3 separate regions of the Homo sapiens genome follow, and regions 2 and 3 are each linked to region 1. Evidence: chromatin contacts called from ENCODE Hi-C or POLR2A ChIA-PET data. All regions are on one chromosome and are shown on one strand. The core of a region is the stretch at or near the end of the contact, and the rest is flanking DNA. Distances in the headings are between cores, read along the strand shown.

Region 1 (2,816 bases), core at 121-2,620:
TTACATGCATGCGCCACCATACCTGGCTAATTTTGTATTTTTAGTAGAGACAGGGTGTCACCATGTTGACCAGGCTGGTCTTGAACTCCTGACCTCAGGTCATCCACCCACCTCAGCCTCCCGAAGTGCTGGGATTACAGGTGTGAGCCACCATGACCGGCCCAGGAAGTTTTACAGATCGCTGGTAGAGGGAAAATTGGCCGGAACCCAGTCACATGGCTATGCTCAACTGCAAATAGCCTGGGAAATAGAGCCCAGCTTGCCCAGGAGGAAAGGGAAGCGGGTTTGATGAGTAGCTAGCCAGAGTTCCCTTGGAGCTAGGGGGGTCTGTGGCCATGCCCTAGAAGGAGTGATTGAGTCCCGCAGAATCCACAGTGGGTAGTTCTTGTGTCAGTGACATGTAATCTTGTCACTCTTGAGTTGTTCCCATATTAGACAATTAAAATACATTCAATGGGACGGTTTTCAAATTTTGAATAGTAAGCACACATACACTCACACACACACACACACAAAATCTAAGAACAATAAATACTTTAAAATTCTTCGGTGGGCGGATCACGAGGTCAGGAGATCGAGACCATCCTGGCTAACACAGTGAAAGCCCGTCTCTACTAAAAATACAAAAAAATTAGCTGGGCTTGGTGGCGGGTGCCTGTAGTCCCAGCTACCCAAGAGGCTGAGGCAGGAGAATGGCATGAACCCGAGAGGCGGAGCTTGCAGTGAGCCGAGATCGCGCCACTGCACTCCAGCCTGGGTGACAGAGCAAGACTCCATCTCAAAAAAAAAAAAAAAAAAAAAATTCTTCTTCCTCATTTGAACACTCTATAGTAATATTTTTGGAGTTCTGGAATTCTCTCCATTATTTAACAATCTCTTATAACTTTTATGGAGCTCTTTACAGTTAAGATCTTAGAATGCCTGTCCAGCTCACCTCATGGTTTTGTTTTTTTTAGCTGTTTGTCTTCCAAACTGTTTTCTTCAACTCTAAGGGAAGCCTGTCAGAATCTGTCCTGGTCTTCTCCGTATTCTGAAATGAAGACTGGAGGGATAAATAGAAGTTTCTGGCTTCTTTGGAAAAATGTTAATCTGGTTCTTTAATTTTGGAAGCAGGTGTCCGTGGTAAGGAAAGTGTGTGCTCTGAGGCCACCTCTGGTATGTGTGTGTGTGTTTGGGGCTGGAGGGTGTGGGGTGTCACCTGGCCAGAGCATTGAACCTCTTATTGTCTCCATTTACACAATGAGGATAATAACAGCAACCTCACAGATGGTAGTGAGGTGTAGGGGAAGCAGTGCCTGATGTATGGTAGGCATCAAAACTGGTAAGTGTTGTTATTCCTATTGTTAATGCCAGAGTCAAGGGGCTCAGACATGGCTCGGGATGTGTGGGTAGAATTTATACGTAGGGATAAGAATCTGTACATATAAATGCAGAACAAAGGTGTGGTCGGGGGTGCTCTCCCGCTGGCCCGCTCCCTGAAGGGCTTCTATTGGGGGTGTCTCCGAGAGTCCTCCCTTGTAACAAACCCTGTATGCCCTCCAGCCCTCGCTGCACAGTGACTCAGTTTCCTCTGTGATAAAAGGGGATTCGACTACAGTTCTAAACTTGCCTGTAAAACACATTGAGAGCTTTGAAATAAAGGTGGTATTTAGTGTGAGTTCAAAGCGTTATGTAATTATTTTATTGCCCCTTTTATTCCTGAGTTTTTTTTCTGTTTGCTCTGCTTACAAACCCAAGCTACAGCCATAAAACCACTTTTATGCCAGCGCCTTTCACACACATTGTGTACCAACCGCACATCGCCATCAAGGTGCAAAGTGCTCAGGAGGATGAGCATGGAGAAGCAGAACAGGAGCGCCAGCAATTTCCGCCTAATTGAGGCCATTACTGTGCACTGTCACTGAAACTGGGTCATGGTTGATGGTTTTTTTTTTTTTAGCTATCCAAATGACCAGCTTCTGTCTCGTGAATTGGATTAGCTTGCTCATGGGGGACCTGTTAGTAAGGATGGCCCCCAACATCAAATCAATTCTGTTTCTCAAGCCATCATTCTTTCTTGCAGGTTCAGAGCCTATGTCCTGCCACCATTCTTTCCAGAGTCCCATTACCTGAAACCATAGGATTTTTTTTTTGTTTTTGTTTTTGTTTTTGAGATGGAGTCTGTCTCTGTAGCCCAGGCTGGAGTGCAGTGGCATGATCTAGGCTCACTGCAACCTCTGCCCCCCAAGTTCAAGCAATTCTCTTGCCTCAGCCTCCCGAGTAGCTGGGACTACAGGTGCAAGCCACCACACTCAGCTAATTTTTGTATTTTTAGTAGAGACAGGGTTTCACCATGTTGACCAGGCTGGTCTCGAACTCTTGACCTCGACCTCCCAAAGTGCTGGGATTACGGGTGTGAGCCACCGTGCCTGGCCTTGAAACCATATGATTAAAGAAGCTTTGAGTTGGAAAAGACCCTAGGGGTCTGCTGATGTCACCGCCCACCCAGGTGGAAGTCCCTTTTACAGCATCCCACGTGGACAGTGGCACAGCCTTTGCAGCAAACACAGGGTCCACCCTCACTATGTGGAGAGGCCTCCCATCCTATCATTGGGTGGATGTGGTTGCAAAATGCTTTTCCTTACGCCAACAGAAACGTGACTAAACTCAGGTGAGTCCCAGAGAGCAGGAAAGGCTTCGAAAGCTCTGTCAGTGTCGGGCCTCTTTAAACCCCTGAGCGGGAAAGGAAGAAATTCAGGATCCGAGGGGGCATTTCCATTCTGGTTCTTTCTGAACTTGGTTTTACAAACCCTGGTAAGTGGCAGCCCATTTAAACG
Region 2 (2,816 bases), core at 135-2,634, 230 kb after region 1:
ACTTTCTATCAAGAAACTTTTATTTAAATTTGAAGAAAAAAGTTTTTCTTTGATCATAGCATTGTTGTGCACCTGAGGTTCTACCCAATTAGTTAACTGCTAATTTTTATTAATTATTCCCTTTAATACTCTGCAGTATTTTCTCAAAAAATGAACAGCATGACCCCTGTCACTTTAAAAAACTGACATTAAACTATTTCTCCATCACCAGCCTTGGAGTTGGGGGGGCAGGGTGCTGGCTACCAGAAGTAGCAACTAGATTGTGGAATAAGTATTGTGTAATAGTTTTAGTGATTGTTTAAAAGTGAATGAACCGGTGAATGGATAGGAGGCTAGAAAAAAAAAAAAAAGCCTTGCTTCAGGCTTGTGAATTCCTAGACACAACCCTACCCAAAGACTTCCTTCACCAACATATTTTTCTTTCTAGATAATAGGCACAAAAACCATTTAGAAGTTTGAGATGGAAATCATGCAATGCACTCTGCTCTTTATATATGTTACTGAGGAATCTGGAAGCTTTTCCGGGTTGAAATGCAATTCCTAGGAAATTATTCTTGCTCTTTTCCTGTGGCTGTTTTTAACACAGCAGCAATGCAATTTCAGTGGCTCTGCTCCTTCACAAAGACCTTTGAGAGGGAACTATGCTGAGAGATGCAAATTCAAGGTTTTCTGAAAACACCTCAGAATTGTCCAGTTCTGCCCCCAGATAAAACCACTAGAATAAAGGTCAGGAAATCTCCAGATGTTCTTGGGACTTGCGCAGTCATCTCAGGTAATTCAATTAGCTTTTGTGTCTGTTTTGCAATTATTAAAAAAAAATATAGGCCAGGCACAGTGGCTCACGCCTGTAATCCCAGGACTTTGGGAGGCCGAGGCGGGTGGATCACCTGAGGTCAGGAGTTTGAGATCAGCCTGGCCAACATGGTGAAACCCTGTCTCTACTATATATACAAAAATTAGCTGGGCGCCGTGGTGCATGCCTGTAATCCCAGCTACTTGGGAGGCTGAGGCAGGAGAATCACTTGAACCTGGGAAGCGAAGGTTGCAATGAGCCGAGATCGCCACACTGCACTCCATCCTGGGCGACAAAGTGAGACTCTGTCTTAAAAAAAAAAAAAAAAAAAAAAAATATATATATATATATATATATATGATGTACTTGCCTCAGAGGGGGCTAAAATATCAAATTAGGTAATTTCTATGACAGATTTCTGGTTTTTCATTTATCAACCAGACATGAGAAGGTGCTGTCATACAGGGCATCATTAGGTGATTGGGCACAGTGAGTGCCTACCACCCAAAATAGAGACTTTCAGTTATTATATTAAACAGAATAATAGCAAATCGCTTTGAAACACTGGAGAGAAGGGGCTCCCCCTGCTGTCATCACAGAAAATGCATTGTCTCAGGCCAGTGTCTTGTAGCTAGAGTACTCACTGGGTTTCAATCACAGTACCAGAAGATTCTCGAAGTTATCATCACCTTGGAGGATGTATAGTTTCATTGGAACTAAAAATATCACAAAAAAAGAATATGCATATTTTTCTTGAAACACCCTATGCTCAGATTCATTTACTCAAGGCTCAGCCTGCCTATGAACCACCAAAATGGTCTACCTCACTCCATTTATGACTTTAAAAGCAAGGATGGTATATGTGTGGCTGGTAGCAGCTGGAGGTGAGTGGGTTGAAAATATGTTTGAACATATTTCATTTTTGTTAAGGTTTGTTTAAATAAGGAATCAATAAAAATGATGTATAATGGGAAATAAGAGCATCTTCATTGGATTTTGGCCTTGGTAAAAACGTTGTGTTTGTAAAAAAATCATTTAATTTTCTTGTAAATCATATTTCTTTACACAGGAGCCACTGGATTCATGAATAAGTCTTCAGAGGTCATGAAGAGTTGGGTTTGTCAGCCTCAAAATTTGTAGCACTGGAAAGAAATGATTCAAGGTCTCAGTAACAAATACTGGCTGAGCTGAGTCTCAAGGAATGACCAGACCAAGCCAGAGATCCTTCATCTAGGCCATGTTTGCTGAGGGGTTGAGGACATGGATGGAATTAGGTTGAAACTCTTCGTGAACAAGATGAATTGTAAGCAGTTAAGAAGGAAAAGATGCTGGATGTGGTGGTTCACACCTGTAACCTTAGCACTTTGGGAGGCCGAGGTGGGAGGATCACTTGAGACCAGCCTGGGCAACATAGTGAGACACCATGTCTACAAACACTTTAAAATAAATAACAATATTTATTGTTAAATAAACAAATATGAAAGGAAAAGAGATGGCATGTGCAAGAGTTGAGAGATTGGAGAGGAAAAATTACATGAAGGAACCAACATCTGGCCATAGCCATTCATTCATTCACTTATTTGTTCATTGGTTCACTTGCTCTTTCACTCCCCACATATATCTCATGATAAATAACATGGCCTCTGGGGTCAGACGGCTTACTCTTAACTTCCAGCTCCACCTCTTTCTAACCTTAAATATAAAGGTATTAAGAAACAGTATCTTCAGTTTGCTTCCAGAGACCACTTTCTTCATTCTGCAACCTCACTGGCTGTTCTTTCACTGATTCCTCATCGTCTCACTTGTTGGAGTGCCCCTAAGCTTAGTCCTCAGATGGTTTTTTTTTTTCCTCTCTCTCTGTCTACACTTACTCCCTGCAATCTCATCCAGAAATATGGTTTTAAAATAACATTATATGCTTACTCTCAGATTTATTTCTCTAGCCTAGACCTCCGTCCTTGAGTGCCAGCCTGGTATATCCAGCTACCTACTCAGTTGTTCGCTTGAATATCTAATTGACGTC
Region 3 (2,816 bases), core at 93-2,592, 160 kb before region 1:
AGAGGCAAAAATAATGACTTCATATGAGGATATCATTACTACATGAGGAACTAAGGCTGGCATGAAGGCAGACATATGTTATTCAGAGAGCCATGGTGCCAGGTGCCTAGCACAGAACAGTTTGATAACCATTTGAGGGTAATAATATTTTGTTGATTGATTGATTTATGGACTCACCGGTGACTACTTTCAGGAACTGGTTGAATGGCATCTAGAAGCCTGCATGGCTCTGGTCATAAAGGATGACAGGATGACATTTGCCTATAACTGCAAGGCCACTTGCAGGCAGAATGCACGTCCCATGTCTTGTTGATGTCTGTGCAAGATCCACCTGATCTAATCTACCTGACCTCCCTGGCTCAAGGGATCTTCTTGCTTCGGCCCCACAAGTAAATGGGACTAAAGGCATGTACCACCAAGCCTGGGTAATTTTTGTATTTTTAGTAGAGACGGGGTTTCACCATGTTGCCCAGGCTGGTCTCGAACTCCTGGACTCAAGCGATCTGCCTGCCTCGGCCTCCGTAAGTGCTGGGATTACAGGCGTGAGCCATGGCGCCTGGCCTCCCTTGGTCTCGAATGGGTCTCCCCATTTCTTTCCTTTCTGGGATAGGAAGATGACAGCTTCACTTCAGCCAATGTCACCAAGAATTTCTCTCCCTTCCGAGATTGGAAGGTGACAGCTTCATTTCAGCCAATGCAACCAAGAGAGGCTTCGGGAAAGTCAGAAGATGGCTAACGCTGCCTGTGACCTAGTGCAAGGGGGAACTGGAAGCCCCCAGGGACGATGGTGGAGAAACTGAGAACATGGGGTGGCAACTCTGCCCTGCCAGCCTCCGTGGTGGACTCTTGCCACGACGAACAGCCAGGGTGGGAGAGGCCCACTGCAGGGAGCTACTCCTTCCAGGCCTGGTGCGCAGTGGTTTCCTGCCTTGCTAAATGGCCGTTGCTCGGTGGTGATGATTCATGGCATTTGGAAAGTGTGGCTGTGTTCTGAACAGGGAAGTGAAAAATAACACAGCCAAGGTCAGTGCAGGACAGGATAGGGGCTGTTACAAAATGTGCAGTTTTACTCTGAAAAATGCAGGGGGTGGGGAGCCACAGTAAACTCGGTCCTGGTGGTTCACACCGCGTGCGTGGCGCCCTGCTTGCTCTCCTTTACAGCATCAACTTTTCCGAGTGTCAGTCACTAATTTGTCCCTTGGAAGCGGCTGCTGGTCTTGGCTGAGCGGCTGTGGGTAGGAGGAAGTGGATGCGTGATTCAGTGAGTGTCTGCTTCCTCTCTGACTCAGGATTGGATCTGTTTCTGAGGGTGGTGCCAGGGGGCACAGTGTGGCTTTAGCTAGATTCTTTGAACTTGGAGTCAAACCTGAGGCTCTGACCCCTTGTAGCCGCTGGCCCTCCCTTGACCCCTTTGGATGAGTGAGGGGGCTCAGCTGGACCCTATGACCTTGCTTCACATTGGGTAAGCCTTCTGACCTGAGGCCTTCCTGTGGTTTCAGCTGAGAGAGGCTAGTGACATAGAGAGCCGAGGCAAATCCTGGATCTGTGCCTGCCTCAAGAGCTCCCTCCTTTGTGGGAGTTGCATTTGGGGGAGCAGCATAGTTCTCAGGGGCTCCACCTAGGCAGGCGCTAGACTGATGGAGGAGGCAGTTGAAGGAGGAGGTAGTTTTCTTGTGGTCCCTTTGTCTATTTAGCCAATGATACGATAGGAGAGGGTCAGGTGGGGAGCTGAGACATTCCGAAGTGAAAAGTCAGGATTGGCTTTTTCTTCTAGAGCATGGAGTTTTCCAAGGATCTGTCACTAGTGTGCCGTCTGAACAGACATCGCTGCTGACACCTAAAACCTCTTCTAAGAAACACTCCAATTATTCAGATAATTGCTTGTGCCTAAGACTGTATAACCTAAGAGTCGGGTGCAGGCTTGATAAAGAATTGGAAGCCCTCTGCAAAACTGCTACAGGTGTTCTGTGTTCCGACGCCCTCCATCACCTTGGACAGGGGTTCTTCTTCCGGCCCAGTCTCTCCCATTTCCTCTTTTCTCCCTCCATCTCCTCCCATTTGCTTGGCCAGAGCAGAGGCTCGGCTGGTCTAGTTCAGGTAGGATGGCCAGCATCCAGTCACTGCCATATTCAACAAGGACTTGAGAGCTTCTAGAGAGAGAAATGCAAGTCAAACCAGCCTGGGCTTTTAAAAGGGGGCTTTGTGTGACCCTGGACACCTGCAACTGGGAGCCAACACTGCCACGTGCTCTCTCTTTTCTCACGCCTCAACTTCCTCTGAATACTGATCTAAATCTCTTTGCTAAGCTTCCTCTCTATGGCAGGTAATGTGCACGATGGCAGCTTTTGCTTATTGTACCTCATGACTTCACTGCCAGAAAGGGACAGAGAGGGGCCTTCACGGCCTTCACTGGGGCCAGGTGACCATCATTGGCTCAAACACTGCGGCTTGGGAAGAGCTGAACTGATGCCTGCTCACATCTGGACTCTGATTTGTGCTAGGGAGGGGGTACTTTCCAGAAGAAGGGGCCCCTGTCCTGGAAGACATACAATGGAGCCCACCACCGTGGTGCTGAGAGCTATTCCCAAGTCCTAGGGCGCAGTGGGCCCTCCTCCTTCGCCTCTGCTTCCCCTGCCTGGCAGTGAGGGGCATGGCCTGGGGGAGGGGTGACATCTGTCCACAGAGCCCATTGTTTTTTGGCTTGAAAATCCATAGGAAAATGGGGGTTTTTCTCAGCTCCCTTTTTTTGGAGTGGGGGCAGCAGCCGTGTGATTTTCTGAGTGGAATGCCTTGGAGGATCTAAGCGGTGAGTGAAG

Evidence for each region. A loop is a pair of places that touch in the nucleus more often than their neighbours do. ChIA-PET counts read pairs that join two places held with the same protein, here RNA polymerase II (POLR2A). Pooled maps may share reads with other maps.
Region 2: a pooled map shows a loop between it and region 1 (2.7-fold over the local background). The contact joins two enhancer-like sites. A Hi-C loop is called at or near these places in 1 of 168 maps with a recorded cell type or tissue (HepG2) and 1 of 50 pooled maps. POLR2A ChIA-PET finds 5 or more read pairs at or near these places in 5 of 52 experiments (AG04450, Caco-2, K562 and 2 more).
Region 3: a pooled map shows a loop between it and region 1 (2.3-fold over the local background). The contact joins the promoter of LINC03108 here to the enhancer-like site in region 1. A Hi-C loop is called at or near these places in 3 of 168 maps with a recorded cell type or tissue (DLD1, endometrial microvascular endothelial cells and mucosa of descending colon) and 2 of 50 pooled maps. POLR2A ChIA-PET finds 5 or more read pairs at or near these places in 2 of 52 experiments (GM10248 and K562).

What each region holds. Positions count from the first base shown.
Region 1 is chr1:234,822,410-234,825,225 of GRCh38, reverse strand. The region is part of intron 2 of LOC107985365 (a long non-coding RNA gene); the gene reads left to right. Among named protein-coding and RNA genes, the nearest start is that of LINC02961, 64 kb to the right of the region's middle. Within about 2 kb of position 1,370, at least 2 of the 41 ENCODE cell types and tissues checked have a DNase peak (open chromatin) inside an H3K27ac peak, as active enhancers do.
Region 2 is chr1:234,596,673-234,599,488 of GRCh38, reverse strand. No RefSeq gene overlaps it. Among named protein-coding and RNA genes, the nearest start is that of IRF2BP2, 12 kb to the left of the region's middle. RefSeq lists an enhancer at 1-138. Within about 2 kb of position 1,384, at least 33 of the 41 ENCODE cell types and tissues checked have a DNase peak (open chromatin) inside an H3K27ac peak, as active enhancers do.
Region 3 is chr1:234,979,302-234,982,117 of GRCh38, reverse strand. It overlaps LINC03108 (long intergenic non-protein coding RNA 3108), which reads left to right and starts at 1,342. Exons shown (of 2, transcript NR_186308.1): 1 at 1,342-1,462; 2 at 1,775-2,816. RefSeq lists an enhancer at 2,080-2,583.